Linked DNA regions of Homo sapiens: region 1 is linked to region 2. A link is an interaction called in ENCODE POLR2A ChIA-PET data of the cell type or tissue named here. Cell type or tissue: Caco-2. All regions are shown on one strand. Links, peaks and the distances in the headings refer to the core of each region. The heading gives the core; the rest is flanking DNA. Region 1 holds the start of SNAR-E (small NF90 (ILF3) associated RNA E). Region 2 overlaps RELB (RELB proto-oncogene, NF-kB subunit).

Region 1 (9,839 bases), core at 709-8,708, 1.8 Mb before region 2:
ACAGGTGCCCACCACGCCTGGCTAATCTTTTGTATTTTTTAGTAGAGACGGGGTTTCACCACGTTAGCCAGGATGGTCTCGATCTCCTGACCTCGTGATCTGCCCGCCTCGGCCTCCCAAAGTGCTGAGATTACAGGCGTGAACCACTGTGCCTGTTTTAAACCTGGCCAATTTTAAAATTATTTTTCTTCGAGACAGGGTCTCGCTATGTTGCTCAGGCTGGTCTCAAACTCCTGGCCTTGAGCAATCCTCCTGCTTCAGCCTCCTTTTTACTTGTTTTTCTTTCTTTTTTTTTTCTCTCTTTCTTGATTTCTTATTTCAATAACTTTGGTATGCCCTGGCCTTCTGAGGGGCGGGGATTACAGGCGCAAGCCACTGAACCTGGCTTGGGTTTCTTTTCTTTCTTTACTTTTTCTTTTCTTTTCTTTTCTCTTCTCTTCTCTTCTCTTCTCTTTTCCTTTTCTTTTCTGTCTTTCTTAACTTCTTTTCTTTTCTTTTTTTTTGTGAGGGAATTTCGCTCTGTTGCCCAGGCTAAAATGCAATGGCATGATCGCAATGATCTCAGCTCACTGCAACATCCACCTCCCGGGTTCAAGCGATTCTCCTGCCTCAGCCTCCCAAGTAGCTGGGACTTCAGGCACATGCCACCATGCCTGGCTAATTTTTTTGTGTGTTTTTTTTAGTAGAGACAGGGTTTCACCATGTTGGCCAGGCTGGTCTCGAACTCCTGACCTCACGTGATCCACTCGCCTTGGCCTCCCAAAGTGCTGGGATTACAGGTGTGAGTCACTGCGGCCGGCCGTATACTTTTTTTTTTTTAGTGGAGTCTCCCTCTGTCGCTAGGCTGGAGTGCAGTGACACAGTCTCGGCTCACTGCAACCTCCACCTCCCGGGTTCAAGGGATTCTCCTGCCTCAGCCTCCCAAGTAGCTGGGACTACAGGCGCACGCCACCACGCCCAGCTAATTTTTGTATTTTTAGTAGAGACAGGGTTTCCCCATGTTGGCCAGGATGGTCTCAATCTCCTGACCTCGTGATCCACCCCCCTCCTGCTCCCAAAGTGCTGGGATTACAGGCGTGAGCCACCGCGCTTGGCCGAAGTATACATTTTAAATAAGTGAATTGAATGGTATGTAAATATATGTCAACAAAGATGTTACAAAACACCTGAATGAATGACATTTACCTTGTAGTTGTAAACAGAAAAACAACGAAAATGCACAAGAATTTTTTTTTTTGAGAGAGAGAGTCTTGCTCTGTCTCCCAGGCTGGAGTGCAGTGATGCGATCTCGGCTCACTACAAGCTCCGCCTCCCAGGTTCATGCCATTCTCCTGCCTCAGCCTCCCAAGTAGCTGGGACTATAGGTGCCTGCCACCACGCCCGGCTAATTTTCGTATTTTGTTTAGTAGAGACAAGTTTCACCGTGTTAGCCAGGATGGTCTTGATCTCCTGACCTCATGATCCGCCCACCTCGGCCTCCCAAAGTGCTGGGATTACAGGCGTGAGCCACCATGCCTGGCCACACGAATGTTTATAGTGGTTTTATTCACCAAAAACTGGAAACAACCTAAATATTCTTCAAAAATGAATAGAAAAACAAACTCTGGCCCCTCCAGGCAATGGAGCACTCCTCAACATTGAAAAGGAATGAACCCGGCCAGGCGCAGTGGCTCGTACCTATAATCCCAGCACTTCGGGAGGCCAGGGCAGGAGGATTGCTTGAGGCCAGGAGTTCGTGTCCAGCCTGAGCAACATAGTGAGACCCCCATCTCCACCAAAAAAAAAAAAAAGAAAAATATCCTGGACATGGTAGGTATCACACCTGCGATCCCAGCTACTTGGGAGGCTGAGATGGGAGGATTGCTTGAGCCCAAGGTATTGAGGCTGCAGAGAGCCAAGATCTAGCTACTGCACTCCAGCCTGGTCAACAGAACAAACCCTATCTCAAAATAAAGAAATAAGGCCAGGCACAGTGGCTTACATCTGTAATCCCCGCACTTTGGGAGGCCGAGGTGGGTGGACCAGCCTGGCCAACATGGTGAAACCACATCTCTACTAAATACAAAAAATTAGCCGATGTGGTAGCGCATCCCTGTAATCCCAGCTACTTGGGAGGCTGAGGCAGGAGAATCGCTTGAACCCGGGAGGCGGAGGTTGCAGTGAGCCAAGATTGTGCTATTGCACTCCAGCCTAGGCAACAGAGCGAAGCTCCATATTGGAAACAAATTAATAAATAAAACACATAAATACATAAATAAATTTCATGCACGTACTTGTGAGGATATAACTGGTTTTTTCGATGTCTTAGGATCACACCGTATGTGGTTCTGCAGCTTGCTATCAGTGCATCTTGGAGGTGATTCTGTGTATAGTCTGTGTGGAATCCCGTTATGTGGGTGCATCCTATGTTACTTAACCAGGCCTGCGTGGCTCCTCCTAATGAAGATGAAAGAATGTCTTTGCCCACGTGCATTTTCACATACATGTGGAGGGTAAGTACCTGGAAATGAATCTCTGGGCTGAAGGGTACATGTATCTGTAACAGGTCATTTGATAGGTTCACCCCAATTGCTCTCCAAACGGGCTGTGCTGATTTTTACTCTCTGGTAGCATAGGAGGAGACCCCCTGTTTCCATGTAGCTTTGCTACTGTGCGATCTCACTATGTTTATTTTATTGTGCCTGGTTACCAATGAGGTCGAACATTACTAGTCATTCATATTCCTCTTCTGTGTTGGTACAAACCTTTTGACCATTTTCCTCCTGTGCTGTTTGTCATTTTCTTGTTTATTTGTAGTAGCTCTTTATTTATTGTGGATCCACAGTCTGTCATACATGTCACAAACATTCCCCCCAGGCTGCTTTTGTCTTTTGACTTTGTATGTGGTATCTTTTTTCAGGAAGAAGGGTTTAGTGTTTTGCTTTCTGTTAGTCTTTCTTCATTGTATATTATGGCCTTTGGGAAGGTTTATCCAGGACAAAATGTTTATAAAAATAGAGCAGGCAGTTTATAAAAGAAATGGATGAAGGGAGAGACTAACGTCAGAGCTTCCCTCTTCCCCACTACATCCTGTAGAACGGGGCTTTAAGGAGCTATTTCTGCTGTTCTTCTCCCTCCCATATTAAATAAAATGATGTATATTAAATAAAAACAGATGTTTTGTAGATAAGAAAACAGGTGGAGCCATTGTGGCTCCAGCCGGTTGCGCGGGCCCTCGGACCCTCAGGGAGGCGAGGGTTCGAGGGCACGAGTTCGAGGCCAACCTGGTCCACATGGGTTGAAAAAAAAAAAAAAATTAAAAAAAAAAAAAAAGGCCGGGCGCGGTGGCTCACGCCTGTAATCCCAGCACTTTGGGAGGCTGAGGCGGGCGGATCACGAGGTCAGGAGATCGAGACCATCCTGGCTAACACGGTGAAACCCCGTCTCTACTAAAAATACAAAAAAAATTAGCCGGGCGTAGTGGCGGGCGCCTGTAGTCCCAGCAACTCGGGAGGCTGAGGCAGGAGAATGGCGTGAACCCGGGAGGCGGAGCTTGCAGTGAGCCAAGACAGCGCCACTGCAGTCCAGCCTGGGCGAAAGAGCGAGACTCCGTCTCAAAAAAAAAAAAAAAGAAAAAGAAAACAGGTCTGTGTGTGTGTAAGTGTGTGTGTGTGTGTGTGTGTGTGTGTGTGTGTGTGTGTGTGTGTTGGGGCTGTGTGGACGACAGGGAGGTAGGGAGAGGTAAAAATGAAAGCCATCTGCCAAGGAACCTCATCTCCGCAGCCTCTGACTCAGTAACTTTCCACTCAGTAACTGAAGGAAACTGCTGGAAATGGGGAGGAAGCTGTTAATGCCTGGAGCTGGCCACCAGGGCATCGGGCAGATTCCTGGATACCCGGGGGTGAGGGTGTTTACAGCTACTCAAGGACAAACTCGGTGGCCTGGACACTCAGTGCCTTCAGGAAGTCCTTGGTATTTAATTGCCTGGGAAAATGCATCTGTTCCCATGTGCGAAATGGGGAATCCACAGCAAAGGTGTTTGTGTGCCTCACTGCACGGAAACTGCATTTCGCGTCTGAATTTTATGTCAAGAGAAAAGCTTAAAAGTACAGAACTCAGCCAGGCGCGGTGGCTCACACCTGTAATCCCAGCACTTTGGGAGGCCGAGGCAGGCGGATCACTAGGTCAGGAGTTCGGGACCAGCCTGGACAATATGGTGAAACCGCATCTCTACTAAAAATACAAAAAAAATTAGCCGGGCGTGGTGGCACGTGCCTGTAGTCCCAGGTACTCAGGAGGCTGAAGCAGGAGAATCGTTTGAACCCGGGAGGTGGAGGTTGCAGTGAGCTGAGATCGTGCCACTGCACTCCAGCCTGGGTGACAGAGCGAGACTCCATCTCAAAAAAAAAAAAAAAAAAAAAAGAAGAAAGAAAAAAATGCAGCACTGACGCATGCTACAACATGAGTGAACCTCGAAGATGTGATGCTGAGTGAAAGAAGCCAGACACAAGAGGCCACCTAGCACAGAATTCCATTCACATGAAATGTACAGCACAGAGACAGATGGTAGATTAGTGGTTGCCCGAGGCTGGGGGAAGAGGAGAGCAGGGAGTGTTTACTTAATGTTTGTGGAGTTTCATTTTTGGGTGATAAAAATGCTCTGGGCTGGGCATAGTGGCTCACGTCTAATCCCAGATTTGGGAGGCTGAGGCAGGAGGATCATTTGAGCCGAGGAGTTTGAGACCAGCGTGAGTAAAATAGCAAGGCCCTGTCTCTATGAAAAAAATAAATAAATAAATAAATAAAAATTAAATTCAACTAGCCAAGCATGGTGGCTCCTGCCTGTAATCCCAGCTACTTGGGAGGCTGAGGTGGGAGGATCATTTGAGCCCAAGAGTTGGACGCGAGGCTGCAGTGAGCTGTGATCACACCACTGCACTCTAGCCTGGGAGACAGAGCGAGACCCTATCTCAAAAAAAAAAAAAAAAAAAGAAAAAAGGATCGGGTGAGTGGAGGGAACTTTGAGGACAGGCCAACAGGTGCAGCAAACCACCATGGCACACATATACCTACGTGACAAACCTGCACGTTCTGTACATGTATCCTGTTTTTTTTTTAGAAGAAATAAAGAAAAAAAAAGAATTGTACATGTTGCTAACACATAAAATTGATGTATCTTCTGTGCTCAATGACTCAGTCTAGTGGCGGAAAAAATGACCCACATTCACGGTGTGACGTATTCTACAGTAGAAACTTATAGCTAGTGTCATTAGTCATCAATAATTTATCTATGCTAATTTTATGCTTTTTATAAATCTGAACTGTCAACTGTGTGTATGATTTCTTCCTCTTATCATAGATTTCATATTAAATAAAATGTAATACATCAGTATTTAATCTCCTAAATTTGATAACTATGCTATACATATATATATATACATATCTATATGTGTGTATATATATAAAAGTATCTTTGTTGATGGCATTAGAGGACACTGAAGAACAACATCCAAAAGATTATTATTTCTTTTTTTGAGACAGAGCCTTGCTCTGTGGCCAGGCTGGAGTGCAGTAGCGTGATCTCGGCTCACTGCAACCTCTGCCTCCTCAGTGCAAGCGATTCTCCTGCCTCAGCCTCACAAGTAGCTGGGACCACAGGCATGTGCCACCACACCCAGTTAATTTTTTTTGTACTTTTAGCAGAGACAGGGTTTCACCATGTTGGCCAGGATGGTCTCGAACTCCTGAGCTCAAGTGGTCTGCCCGCCTCAGCCTCCCAAAGTGCTGGGATTACAGGTGCAAGCCCCTGCGCCTGGCCTTCTTCCTCTTCTTCTTCTTTTTTTTTTTTGAGATGGAGTTTTGTTTTTGTTACCCAGGCTGGAGTGCAATGGCACGATCTCGGCTCACTGCAACCTCCGCCTCCCGGGTTCAAGCGATTCTTCTGCCTCAGCCTCCCAAGTAGCTGGGATTACAGGCATGGGCCACCACGCCCGGCTAATTGTGTTTCTTTGTTTGTGACAGAGTCTTGCTGTGTCGCCCAGGCTGGAGTGCAATGGCGTGATCTCGGCTCACTGCAACCTCTCCCTCCCGGGTTCAATCGACTCTTCTGCCTCAGCCTCCCAAGTAGCTGGGATTACAGGCATGCGCCACCACGCCTGGCTAATTGTCTGTTTCTTTGTTTGTGACAGAGTCTTGCTGTGTCGCCCAGGCTAGAGTGCAATGGCGTGATCTCGGCTCACTGCAACCTCTGCCTCCCAGGTTCAAGCAACCCTCCTGCCTCAGCCTCCCGAGTAGCTGGGACTACAAGCGCCTGCCACCACGCTTGGCTAATTTTTGTATTATTAGTAGGGACAGGGTTTCGCCATATTGGCCAGATTGGCCTCAAACTCCTGACCTCAGGTGATCCACGTGGCTCGGCCTCCCAAAGTGCTGAGATGACAGACGTGGGCCGCTGCACCCAGCAGTGATGGTTTATTGTATGTGTCAACTTGATTGGGTTAAGGGGTGCCCACATAGCTGGTAAAACATTATTTCTGTTTGTGTCTGCACAGGTGTTTCAGGAAGAGATACAAAATACAAAAGTTAGCCAGATGTGGTGGTGGGCACCTGTAGTCCCACCTACTTGGGAGGCTGAGGCAGGAGAATGGTGTGAACCCATAGGTGGAGGTTGCAGTGAGCCGAGATCGTGCCACTGCACTCCAGCCTGGGCGACACAGCAAGACTCTGTCAAAAACAAAAACAAAAAAACAAAAAAACAAATACAAACAAACAAACAAAACCCCATCACAGTAATGATGGAAGTAGTTTTGGAGGTGGCAAAAGCTGTAGTAATCTTGGCCATAACAGCAATCAGTCTTCGAATTTTGGATCCATGAAGGGAGGAGGATTTGGAGGCAGAAGCCCTGGCCCCTATGGTGATGGAGGCCAATATTTTGCCAAAACATGAAACCAAGATGGCTATGGCAGTTCCAGCAGCCCTGGTGGCCAGGGCGGTGGCAGAAAGCTTTAGTTACTTTGGGGAAATGAAGCTTAGCCAGCAGACAGAGCCAGGGAAATGACAGGGAAGCTCAGGTTACAAACAGACTTGTGAACTCAGCCAGGCACAGGGGTGGCAGGGCCTGTCTGTTATGAAGAAGGTGTGTTTTTTGTGTTTGTTTGCTTTTTTTGAGACGGAGTCTCGCTCTGTCGCCCAGGCTGGAGTGCAGTGGCGCGATCTCGGCTCACTGCAAGCTCCACCTCCCGGGTTCACGCCATTCTCCTGCCTCAGCCTCCTGAGTAGCTGAGATTTACAGGTGCCAGCCACCACGCCCGGCTAATTTTTTTTAATATTTTTTAGTAGAGACGGGGTTTCACCGTGTTAGCCAGGATGGTCTTGATCTCCCAACCTTGTGATCCGCCTGCCTCGGCCTCCCAAAGTGCTGGGATTACAGGCATGCGCCACCGCGCCCGGCCGTGTTTGATTTGAGACAGGCTCTCACTCTGTTGACAAGGCTGGAGTGCAGTGGCATGATCACAGCTCACTGCAGTCTCAACCCCTGGGCTCAAGCAATCCTCTCACCCCAGCTTCCCGAGTAGCTGGGACCACAGGTGCGTGCCGCCATGCCTGCCTATTTTTTTTTTTTTTTTTTGAGACACAGTCTCCCTCCATCGCCCAGGCTGGAGCTCACTGCAAGCTCTGCCTCCTTAGTTCATGGGAGTCTCCTGCCTCAGCCTCCCGAGTACCTGGGATTACAGGCGTGAACCACCACATCCGGCTATTTTTAAAATATTTTTAGTCGAGATGGGGTTTCACTATGTTGGTCAGGCTGGTCTTGAACTCCTGACTTCAAATCATCCACCCACCTCAGCCTCCCAAGGTGCTGGGATTACAGGCGTGAGCCACCACCCTCGGCTCCTGATTTTTTAATATTTTTTAAAGACGAAGTTCCACTATGTTGCCTAGGCTGATCTCAAACTCCCTGGCTTAAGCAATCCTCCCGCCTTAGCCTTCCAAAGTGCTGGGATTGCAGGCATGAGCCACCATACCCAGTGGAAGATGTATTGGAGACAATACTCATGTATATGGACAAAAAACAAAAACAAAAAACTCCAGGACTGTATTTGTGACTAATCGTATAACAGGTTATTTCAGTTTCTCTTCTGTGGAAAGTGCAAAGCATTCCAACAAAGGGTTTTAATGTAGATTTTTGTTTTGCACCCATGCTGTTGATGGCTAAATATAAGTGTCTGATGATAATGTTGAATAAAAAAAAAAAAAACAAAAAAAAAACCTTAGAGGAAGTTTTGCTATAAAGGGAGAAGAGAAATAGTCGCTAGAGGGGGGAATGAGATTGGAGGGTGTTTGGTGGAGTGGATGATATCACAGCAGGTTTTTGTTTTGTTTTGTTTTGTTTTGTTTTGAGACAGATGCCCAGGCTGGAGTGCAGTTGTGCGATCTCGGCTCACCGCAACCTTTGCCTCCTGGGCTCCAGCGATTCTCCTGCCTCAGCCTCCCAACTAGCTGGGACCACAGGCGCCCGCCACCATACCCCGCTAATTTTTTGTATTTTTAGTGGAGACTGGGTTTCGCCATGTTCGTCAGGCTGGTCTCAAACTCCTGACCTCAAGTGATCCGCCCGCCTCAGCCTCCCAAAGTGCTGTGATTACAAGTGTGAGCCACCGCGCTCAGCTCAAATCATCAGTTTTATGCTGATGGGGATGATGCAACAGACAAGGGGAAACCGGAAGATGCAGGAAAGAGATGGGAGAGGGATGGAAGGCGCAGCTGGGATTATCCAAGCACACGAGAGGCATCTGGGAGGAAGGGGTGCGTGGGCGCCAAGGCAGGTGGTGGTGGTGTTGGTGTGGGGAGTTCCCAAAAGTCCCTACTCCAATGACTTCCTTCTTCTCAGTGAAATGGGAAGCAAGAGTAAGTCTCAGTCAGCTGAGAGTGACAGCCACTCAAGTTGGTGCCCTTAAGACCACGCGGGTGGTGGAGCCTGTGGAGTGGAGATCACCTGTCTTTTATTTTCTTTTAAGACATGGGGGCCAGACGTGGTAGCTCATGCCTGTAATCCAAGCACTTTGGGGGGCCGAGGCAGGCGGATCATCTGAGGTCAGCCTGGCCAGCATGGTGAAACCCCATCTCTACTAAAAATAAAAAAGTTAGCCGGGCATGGTGGTGCACGCCTGTAATCTCAGCTACTTGGGAGGCTGAAGCAGAGGCCGCAGTGAGCTGAGATCGTGCCACTGCACTCCAGCCTGCGTGACAAGAGCGAGACTCCATCTCAAAAAAAAAACAAACCAAAAAACTTAAAAATACTCTGGGGTGGCAAACGAAATGTGGTGGCTGGATGGAGCCCTCAGGCCATGTGTTTGCAACCCTGGTGCAACTGCACTAAAGCACAGGCCAGAGTCAGTTCTGGGCTTTTGAGGGGCTCCAGGGTTTAGAGAACAGAAAGTCGAAGAGGAACCTGAGAAAGCCACCAAACAAGGAAGCTTCTTGTTTTTGTTTTTGTTTCTTTTTGAGACAGACTCTCACTCTGTCTCCCAGGCTGGAGTGCAATGGCGCGATCTCGGCTCAATGCAACCTCCACCTCCCAGGTTCAAGCAATTCTCCTGCCTCAGCCTCCCAAGTAGCTGGGATTACAGGTGCCCACCACCATGCCTGGCCAATTTTTGTATTTTTAGAGACGGTGTTTCTTTTTCTTTCTTTTTTCTTTTTTTTTTGAGACAGAGTCTTTCTCTGTCGCCAGGCTGGAGTGCAGTGACGCCATCTTGGCTCACTGCAACCGCTGACTCCCTGGTTCAAGGAATTCTACTAACTCAGCCTCCTGAGTAGCTGGGATTACAGGCACGTGCCACCATGCCCAGCTAATTCT
Region 2 (9,839 bases), core at 1,070-9,069:
AGTTGGGGAATACAGTTAAACATGGGATGATACATCTCAGTATATCATCCCATAGATAACTTACCAATTCATTACAAAGGGAAAGTTGTATCTTTATCATGGAGAGACCTGATAGTCACCACATTAGCTGGAGGATCCAACTCAGCATCACCAATATTGGGAATAACGACATCCCACGTCCCTTGATGTGAGACACTGAGAAGGCCACAGCATCACTGCTGGAGTGTTTCTGCCAAAAATGCATAATCTGACCTAATCTGGAAACAGCCAACAAACCCAGAATGTGGGATATTCTTTTTTTCTTTTTCTTTTTCTTTTTTTTAGAAGGAGTTTTGCTCTTGTCGCTCAGGCCGGAGAGCAATGGCACGATCTTGGCTCACCGCAGCCTCTGCCTCCCGGATTCAAGTGATTCTTCTGCCTCAGCCTCCCGAGTAGCTGGGATTACAGGCATGCACCACCACGCCGCACTAATTTTGTATTTTCAGTAGACATGGGGTTTCTCCATGTTGGTCAGGGTGGTCTCGAACTCCCGACCTCAGGTGATCCGCCTGCCTCGGCCTCCCAAAGTGCTAGGATTACAGGCATGAGCCACCACGACCAGCTTCAGAATGTGGGACATTCTACAAAACATCCGTCCTGTTCTGCACAAATGTTCAACTCACGAAACACAAAGACAGATTGAAGAACAGATCCAGATTAACAGACACCAAAGAGGCCAGGCACAGTGGCTCACACCTGCAATCCCAGCACTCTGGAAGGCCAAGGCATGCGGATCACTTGAGGTCAGGGGTTTGAGACCAGCCTGGCCAACATGGCAAAACCCCTTCTCTACTAAGAAATACAAAAATTAGCCAGGCGTGGTGGTGGACCTGTAATCCCAGCTACTCGGGAGGCTGAGGCAGGAGAATCGCTTGAACCCGGGAGGTGGAGGTTGCAGTGAGGCGAGATCACACCACTGCACTCCAGCCTGGGCAACAGACCAAGACTCCGTCTCAAAAAAATAAAACTTACCTGTACCTTATTAATACATTAATACCCTGCCAAAAGTAATCACCTTTGCTTTTTTTACTTCCAGTGTTATATATATTTGTTTGTTTTTTAATGGAGGCAGGGTATTGCTCTGTTGCTCAGGCTGGAGTGCAGTGGTGCGATCTTGGCTCACTGTAGCCTTGACCTCCTAGGCTCAAGCGATCCTCCCACCTCAGCCCTACCATGTAGCTAGGACTACAGCCATGTGCCACCACACCTGGCTAATTTTTGTATTTTTTGTAGAGATGGGGTTTTGCCGTCTTGCCCAGGCTCATCTAGAACTCCTGAGCTCGAGTGATCCGCTCGCCTCGACCTCCCAAAGTGCTAGAATTACAAGCCTGAGCCACCGCACCACGATCTGCCTTCTTTTTTTTTTTTCTTTTTTTTTGAGACAAGGTCTCACTCTGTTACCCAGACTGCTATGCAATGGTGCAATCTCAGCTCACAGCAGCCTGCACCTCCCTGGGCTCAGCTAATCCTCCCACCTCGGCCTCCTAAATAGCTGGGATTGTGCCACCACACTCGGCTAATTTGTGTACTTTTAGTACAGATGGGGTTTCACCATGTTGGCCAGGCTGGTCTCGAACTCCTGACATCAAGGGATCCGCCCGCCTCAGACTCCCAAAGTACTGGGATTACAGGCGCGAGTCACCGTGCCCAGCCAAATGTCCGACCCCTCCTTTTTTCTGAACCTTTTGGATTCCAGGCCAGGTGATAGTATAATTAATATCTGGTCCAACAATAACAACAACAGCCACCATCAAATAAACGTATAAATGCATGTGGATGGCTCCGGGGTGCAGGGGAAGCCCCAGTCCCACCCGCCCGGGGCCGCTCGCCGGGCCCACCTCGATGGCGGGCAGCGTCTTGCTGGCCTCGGTGCTGCTCTCCCCAAGGATGCTGCCGGCCGAGCGGCCCTCGCACTCGTAGCGGAAGCGCATGCCGCGCTGCTTGGGCTGCTCCGTGATGACCAGGTGCGGCTGCGGGCCCGGGCCCGGCGCTGGGGACACTAGTCGGCCCAGGGGGCAGCCCCAAGGCGGCGGCGTGGCTGGGGGCGCCACAGGGCCCAGGGTGACCGTGCTCAGGGACGCAGCCCCGCGAGACACCAGGCGTGGCAGCCCCTCGCCCGGGCCCGGCTGTCCCCCGTCCAGGCCGAAGCCGTTCTCCTTGATGTACTCGTCGATGATCTCTGCGGGAGAAGAAAAAACGGGTGGTGACGCCCATTCTTTAAAAAATTAAAAAAAAAAAAAAAGGCTTGATTACCCCCGAGACGTTTTCCATCCCATTTATCTCTCTCTCTCTCTCTCTCTCTCTCTCTCTCTCTCTCACACACACACACACACACACACACACACACACACACACACAGAGTCAGGGAGGCCAGGTGCGGTGGCTCACGCCTGTAATCCCAACACCTTGGGAGGCCAAGGTGGGTGAATCAATTGAGGTCAGGAGTTCGAGACCAGCCTGGCCAACATAGTGAAACCCCGTCTCTACAAAAATTAGCCCGAATGGTCTCCCACGTCTGTAATCCCAGCTACTCAGGAGGCTGAGGCAGGAGAACAGCTTGAACCCAGGAGGCGGACACTGCAGTAAGTCAAGATCGTGACACTGCACGCCAGCCTGGGCGACAGAGTGAGACTCCGTCTCTCAATAAATAATAGGCTGGGCGCGGTGGCTCATGCCTGTAATCCCAGCATTTCGGGAGGCCGAGGCGGGCGGATCATGAGGTCAGGAGATCGAGACCATCCTGGCTAACACAGTGAAACCCTGTCTCTACTAAAAATACAAAAAATTAGCCAGGCATGGTGGCACGTGCCTGTAGTCCCAGCAACTCAGGAGGCTGAGGCAGGAGAATCGCTTGAAACCGTCAGGCGGAGGTTGCAGTGAGCCGAGATTGCGTCACTGCACTCCATCCTGCGCAACAGAGCAAGACTCCATCTCAAAAAATAATAATAATAAATAAATAAATAGGCTGGGCATGGTGGCTCACGCCTGTAATCCCAGCACTTTGGGAGGCCGAGGCAGGCGGATCACCTGAGGTCAGGAGTTTGAGACCTGCCTGGCGAACATGGTGAAACCCCATCTCCACTAAAAATATAAAAATTGGGCATGGTGATGTGTGCCTGCAGTTCCAGCTACTCGGGAGGCAGAGGCAGGAGAATCACTTAAACCTGGGAGGTGGAGGTTGCAGTGAGCCAAGATCATGCCATTGCACTCCAGCCTGGGCAACAAGAGCGAAATTCCATCTCTAAATAAATAGATAAATAAATACAAAAATGAGCCAGGTATGTTGGTGCATGCCTGTACTCCCAGCTACTCGGGAGGCTGAGGCAGGAGAATTGCTTGAACCTGGGAGGTGGAGGTTGCAGTGAGCTGAGACAGCACCACTGCACTCCAGCCTGGGCGACAGAGCGAGACTCTGTCTCAAAAAATAACTTAAATAAATAAATAAGAAAGAACTTGCTCCTCCAACTGCCTGTTCCACACGGTCCCCCATTCAACCCATGCTGGCTGCTTCTCCTCCTGGTCTCAGCTCGTATGTTATCTCTTCAGAAAAGCCTAACCTAATGTGTCTTCTCCAGGCCATCTCTCCCTCGTCCTGTTTATTTCTTTCACAGCTCTCAGCCCAGGCTAACATTATCTTGCTCATCTGTTCATTTTCCTCTGTCTCCCACACCGGGCTATCAGCTCTGCGAGGGCAGGGACTTGGTTTTGTTCATGGCTAAATCCCCAGGGCCTAAAACAGTGTCTGTCTGTACTCACTAGGGGATTAATAACATTATTTTATTTTAATTGGTTTTCTTTTTGAGACACGGTCTTGCTCTGCCGCCCAGGCTGCAGTGCAGTGGTGCAATCATAGCTCACTGCAGCCTCGGCTTCCAAGGCAACCTCCCAGGCTCAGGTGATCCTCCCACTTCAGCCTCCTGAGCAGCTGGGACTACAGGTGCGCACCACCATGCCCGGCTAATTTTTAAAAATTTTGTGTAGAGATGGGGGTCTCACTATGTTACCCAGGCTAGTCCTGAACTCCTGGCCTCAAGCAGTCCTCCTGCCTCTGCCTCCCAAAGTGCCAGGATTACAGGTGTGAGTCACACAGCCCCCGGCGTGCTGAGTGTTTTCCAAGTGTCAAGCACTGCTAAGTACCTTAGGAGCATGACTTCGTTCAAATCCCTCCACAGTCCTGGAAGTCACACAGTGACACCTCTCCCCCACCCCCACTGAACAAGGAAGGCCAAGACCCCCTTCTGTAGGCACTTGGGTCCCTCAGCCTCCCCGCAAACCTGCCCTGTGATACTCACCCAATTCATCTGTGGAAGGAAGAGAAAGAGAAAGAGAAAGGTAAGGTCCAGAAAGTGGTCACAACTTTTCATCTTTTAAGACAGATTCCCCAACCCTGTCCCTCCTGTGACCCTTCCGTCTTCCTCCGTCCTGGGAAACCCTGGGCTCTGACTTGCTGGGGCACTAAACCCCAAACCTCATCTTCTCCTCTGGGCTACCATCCTTTCAACCTCTAATGTTGGGGTCCCAGCATCAGGGTATCCTCCAACTAAGCCAAATGCCTCCCGAAAAACATTTAGACCAGGGATTATGAAGTCTTTTTGGGAACCCATTAGAAAGGGGTCTTAGCACCAGGAAAAAGTGGATGCCCAAATTTCCAAACAAATTGGGGTGTGTTCCCTCCCTGAAGTCCACCCCAGGGTCCTGGAGGTCACTGGCTGGTGTTTAAAGATACAAAGAGGTGGCCAGGCCTGGTGGCTCACGCCTGTAATCCCAGCACTTTGGGAGGCTGAGGTGGGCAGATCACTTGAGGTCAGGAGTTCGAGACCAGCCTGGCCAACATGGCGAAACCCCGTCTCTACTAAAAATACAAAAATTAGCTGGGTATCGTGGTGGGCACCTGTAATCCCAGCTACTCGGGAGGCTGAGGCAGGAGAATCGCTTGAACTCAGGAGGCAGAGGTTGCAGTGAGCTGAGATTGCGTCACTGCACTCCAGCCTGGACAACAGAGCGAGACTGTCTCAAAAACAAACAACAACAACAACAAAAAGATGCAAAGAGGCTGATCTGAACCCAGGCAGCCTCTTGCTCTGTACCCCAGCCCTGTCCTCCCACAGTGACCACCCAAAATCCCAGATTCACCCCTGCTTCCTAAGTGAGGAGGTACAGTAATGCTGGGTCCTCAGGGAAGCCCCTTTTCACCTCCCCAGGAAAGCTCAGCCCTTCACAGAATCGTGGAGGAATCGAAACCGACCTCCCGTCATTCCATAGACAGGACAAGGGGAAGCCCAGAGGCCGCCAGTGAGCCTTAGAATCACACAGCAACGGAAGGCAGCTGCAGCCAGGTGTCCCACCCAGGGCTGCCTGCGCTGGTCTCTGGCTGGGGATTTATAGACGCGAACCTGTTCCGCTGCTAGATCTGTCCTCCTCTGTTCTCAGGGAGTGGCTCCTGGCAGCCAGACCTTTGCCCCTTGAAAGGTAGTTTTCCTGCACCCCTTATCTCATGGGATCTGTGAAGCCAGTAGGGTGCCAAGGTCCCCCCAATTTGGCAGATGGGGATACTGAGGCTGGCAGAGAGGAAGGGACACGCTCTAGGTCAGTGGCAGGGCCAACCTCAAGTCACTTGAACTGGGAAAATCCTTCTTAGGCATCTGTGCTGGATGAACCTGGGGACCCAAAGACAGAGTTAGACTTTGGACCCTCCAGAGGCTCCCGGGCTGTAGGGGGAGACTGAGTCCTGGGCGGCTGTGGCTGGAGCTCTGGGTTCACTGCCTCTGTTCAAATCCTGGCTCTGCAACTTGCTAGTTGTGGGGCCATAAGCCTATTACTTCACCTTTTTGTGCCTTGGCTTCTTCATCTGTAAAATGGGCACAATAATAATGCCTACCTTGTTGGGCTAAGATACTTTTATTTAATATTTTATTTTATTTTATTTTATTTATTTTTATTTTTTTGAGACGGAGTCTTGCTCTGTCACCCAGGCTAGGGTGCAGTGGCACAATCTTGGCTCACTGCAACCTCTGCCTCCTGGGTTCAAGTGATTCTCCTGTCTCAGCCTCCCGAGTAGCTGAGATTACAGGTGCACACCACCACACCCGGCTTTTTTTTTTTTTTTTTTTTTTTGTATTTTTAGCAGAGACGGGGTTTTACTATGTTAGTCAGGCTAGTCTCGATCTCCTGACCTCATGATCCGCGCACCTCGGCCTCCTAAAGTGCTGGGATTACAGGCGTGAGCCACCACGCCCAGCCTATTTTCTATTTTTTGAGATGGAGTCTTGCTCTGTCACCCAGGCTGGAGTACAGTGTGGTGCATTCTTGGCTCACTGCAACCTCTGCCTCCCGGGTTCTAGCGATTCTCCTGCCTCAGCCTCCTGAGTAGCTGGGATTACAGTCTCGTACCACCATGCCCGGCTAATTTTTGTACTTTTAGTAGAGACGGGGTTTCACCATGTTGGCCAGGCTGGTCTCGAACTCCTGGCCTCAAGTGACCCACCCACCCCAGCCTCCCAAAGTGCTGGGATTACAGGTGTGAGCCACCACGCCTGGCCATGGGCATGATTTTAGAGCATGGAGTGTAGAGTCACATAGAGTTGATTTGAATCTCAGCTGTTACTCACTGGCTGTGCAGCCTTGGGCAAGTCACTTACCGTCTCTGAGCTTCCTCTACAAAATGAGGTGTGAGCTCCTACCTCAGGAACTAACATGAGGATTCAGAATCACACAGGTAAACTACTTAGTGCAGGTTCTGACCACGCGACATCTTCCAGAAAGCTTAGTTAATATTATTATTATCTCAAGTCCTCTATTAGCCAGGAAATTATTCAAGTTTCTGCTCAAATAGCAGTGCCTCCCTTTACCCCCAACGTGGACTTGCCACCATTCAGGGGCAGCCAGGATGGGCCACGTGAGAGCAGATGTGAGAGCAGGAAATTGACTATGTATGTGCTGCCTCAGCCTTTGCACAGGCTGGTCTCTGCCTGAATGCTCTTCCCCCAGTTCTTTGCATGGCGTGACTTCCTCCTCCTCCATCTTCAGTTCCTTGGTCAAACGTCACATCCTAGACAGCTCTTCCCTGACCATTTTATCCAAGAGAGTCCCCTTATCCCCCACTCCAGTCCCTCAAAGTCAGGTGCCTTTGTTTTATCATTTTCTTTTTTTTTTTTTTTTTCAGATGGAGTTTTGCTGTTGTCACCCAGGCTGGAGTGCAATGATGCAATCTCAGCTCACCACAACCTCCGCCTCGCAGGTTCAAGTGATTCTCCTGCCTCAGCCTCCTGAGTAGCTGGGATTACAGGCCACCACACCCAGCTAATTTTCGTATTTTTAGTAGAGATGAGGTTTTGCCACGTTGGTCAGGCTGGTCTTGAACTCCTGACCTCAGGTGATCCACCCACCTCGGCCTCCCAAAGTGCTGGGATTACAGGCATGAGCCACCACACCCAGCCTGTTTTATCATTTTCATGGCGCTGATGAAGATGTCACATGACCTCACATTACACTGACTCATACCTGTCTCCTATAGACTGGGAGCATTGAAGAGTGGGAATAATGTCTGTTTCTCCTCATTTTATCCCCAGGGTCCAGCATATGTCTGGCCCTTCACAATGAAGGGGATTTTCTCGCTGGGCACAGTGGCTCATGCCTGTAATCCCAGCACTTTGAGAGGCCGAGGTGGCTGGATCAGTGGAGGTCAGGATTTTGAGACAAGCCTGGCCAACGTGGTGAAACCCCGTTTCTCTAAAAGTACAAAAATCAGCTGCGTGTGGTGGCACACGCCTGGAATCCCAGCTGTTTGAGAGGCTGAGGCAGGAGGATGGCTTGAACCCGGGAGTCGGAGGTTGCAGTAAGCCTAGATCACGCCACCGCACTCCAGTGTAGGCGACAGAATGAGACTCTGCCTCCAAAAACAAAAAGGGAATTTTCCTTCCCATTCTATCTCACTAGTTCTCGTATCCCCACCCTGTTATTAAATATCATTGACCCCAAGGTTTCTTCATAGCCCTTATCACATTTTATAATCCCATATTTAACTTATTGTTTACGTGTCTGCCTCCTCATCTAGGTAGGGAACCCCAGGGCCAGGCCTGTCCTCAGCACTGCTCGGCACAAGGCCAGGTACAGAACAGGCGCATAATAAATATTTATTGAATGGATGACATCAGAAATAACTCTCATTTGAAACCAAAGATCTAGGTCTTGGACCAGAAAAGTCTCAGCCTTGGCCGGGCACGGTGGCTCATGCCTGTAATCCTAGCACTTTGGGAGGCCAAGGCAGGCAGATCGCTTGAGGCCAGGAGTTCCAGACCGGCCTGGCCAACATGGCAAAACCCCGTCTCTACTAAAAATACAAAAATTAGGTGGACATGGTGGCACACGCCTATAATCTCAGCTACTCGGGAGGCTGAGGCAGGAGAATCACTTGAACCTGGGAGGCGGAGGTTGCAGTGAGCCGAGATTGTGACACTACACTCCAGGCTGGGTGACAGAGCGAGACTCTGTCTCAAAAAAAAGAAAAGTCTCAGCCTTGTTCCTGCGCAGGACCACCGCTTGGGCAGTGTCTGTCACTGATGCCATCCTCCCTAAACTCACAGACCTGTTGGGGAACCGGCCTCACTTCTTCAATGGCCAAGCCAGAACTTGGGTCCATCCCAAGATTATATCTCCAGAGAAAGGCCCAGACCCAGCTAACTGGAGCCACTGAGTATTCATAACAACAGGACTACCCCTGCCCTCCAAATCCTGGCAAATGTATATAAGAAAAAATGTCATAATTTGGTTGAGATTCTGCATTTCCTTGGGCAGCACTGAATTTTGGCTGGGGGACTTTATAGACTAGTAGTTCTAGGCATCTCTTGGGAGCTTGCTAAAAATGCAAATAATTTCTCATCCCAAACCTACTGAATCAGAAACTCGAGAGGTGGGGCCTGACATGGTTTTTTGTTTTTTTTCCTGAGACGGAGGCTCTTGCTCTGTCACCCAGGCTGGAGTGCAGTGGCACGATCCCCGCTCACTGCAACTTCCGCCTCCCGGGTTCAAGTGATTCTCCTGCCTCAGCCTCCCAAGTAGCTGGGATTACAGGTGCCTGCCACCACGCCTGGCTAATTTTTTTTGTATTTTTAGTAGAGATGGGGTTTCAACATATTGGCCAGGCTGGTCTTGAACTCCTGACCTTGTGATCTGCCTGTCTCGACCTCCCAAAGTGCTGGGATCACAGGAGTGAGCCACCACGGCCGGCTGTTTTTTTGTTTGTTTGTTTGAGACGGAGTTTCACTCTTGTTGCCCAGGCTGGAGTGCAATGCCATGATCTCGGCTCACGGCAACCTCCACCTCCCAGGTTCAAGTGATTCTCCTGCCTCAGCCTCCTGAATATTTGGGATTACAGGCATGCGCCACCACGCCCAGCTAATTTTGTATTTTTAGTAGAGATGGTGTTTCTCCATGTTGGTCAGCCTGGTCTAGAACTCCCGACCTCAGGTGATGAGCCTACCTCGGCCTCCCAAAGTGCCGGGATTACAGGCATGAGCCACCACATCAGGCGACATTATGTTTTAACTAGCGCTATGGATGATTCTGATGCACATGGTTTAAGAACCACTGTCTGGCCAGGCACGGTGGCTCGCGCCTGTAATCCCAGCACTTTGGGAGGCCGAGGAGGGCGGATCCTTTGAGGTCAGGAGTTCGAGACCAGCCTGACCAACATGGAGAAACCCTGTCTCTACTAAAAATACAAAAAATTAGCTGAGCGTGGTGGCACATGACTGTAATCCCAGCTACTTGGGAGGCTGAGGCAGGAGAATTGCTCGAACCTG

Evidence for each region. ChIA-PET counts read pairs that join two places held together with the same protein. Peaks named below come from ENCODE experiments on the same cell type or tissue, not always from the same donor. Only the 100,000 strongest peaks of a DNase experiment are listed, where the experiment ranks them.
Region 1: POLR2A ChIA-PET joins it to region 2 with 9 read pairs; 1 of 35 experiments calls an interaction of 5 or more read pairs at or near these places.

Annotation. Positions count from the first base shown.
Region 1 is chr19:46,824,043-46,833,881 of GRCh38, reverse strand. It overlaps SNAR-E (small NF90 (ILF3) associated RNA E), which reads left to right and starts at 3,178; the gene lies at 3,178-3,297. In Caco-2, for the core only: no CTCF peak of the experiment used is centred there; DNase peaks (open chromatin) are centred at 3,841 and 4,531.
Region 2 is chr19:45,004,315-45,014,153 of GRCh38, reverse strand. It overlaps RELB (RELB proto-oncogene, NF-kB subunit), which reads right to left. Exons shown (of 12, transcript NM_006509.4): 3 at 4,332-4,340; 4 at 1,878-2,218. Among named protein-coding and RNA genes, the nearest start is that of RELB, 7.8 kb to the right of the region's middle. RefSeq lists an enhancer at 2,020-2,521 and a silencer at 6,884-7,033. In Caco-2, for the core only: no CTCF peak of the experiment used is centred there; a DNase peak (open chromatin) is centred at 5,423.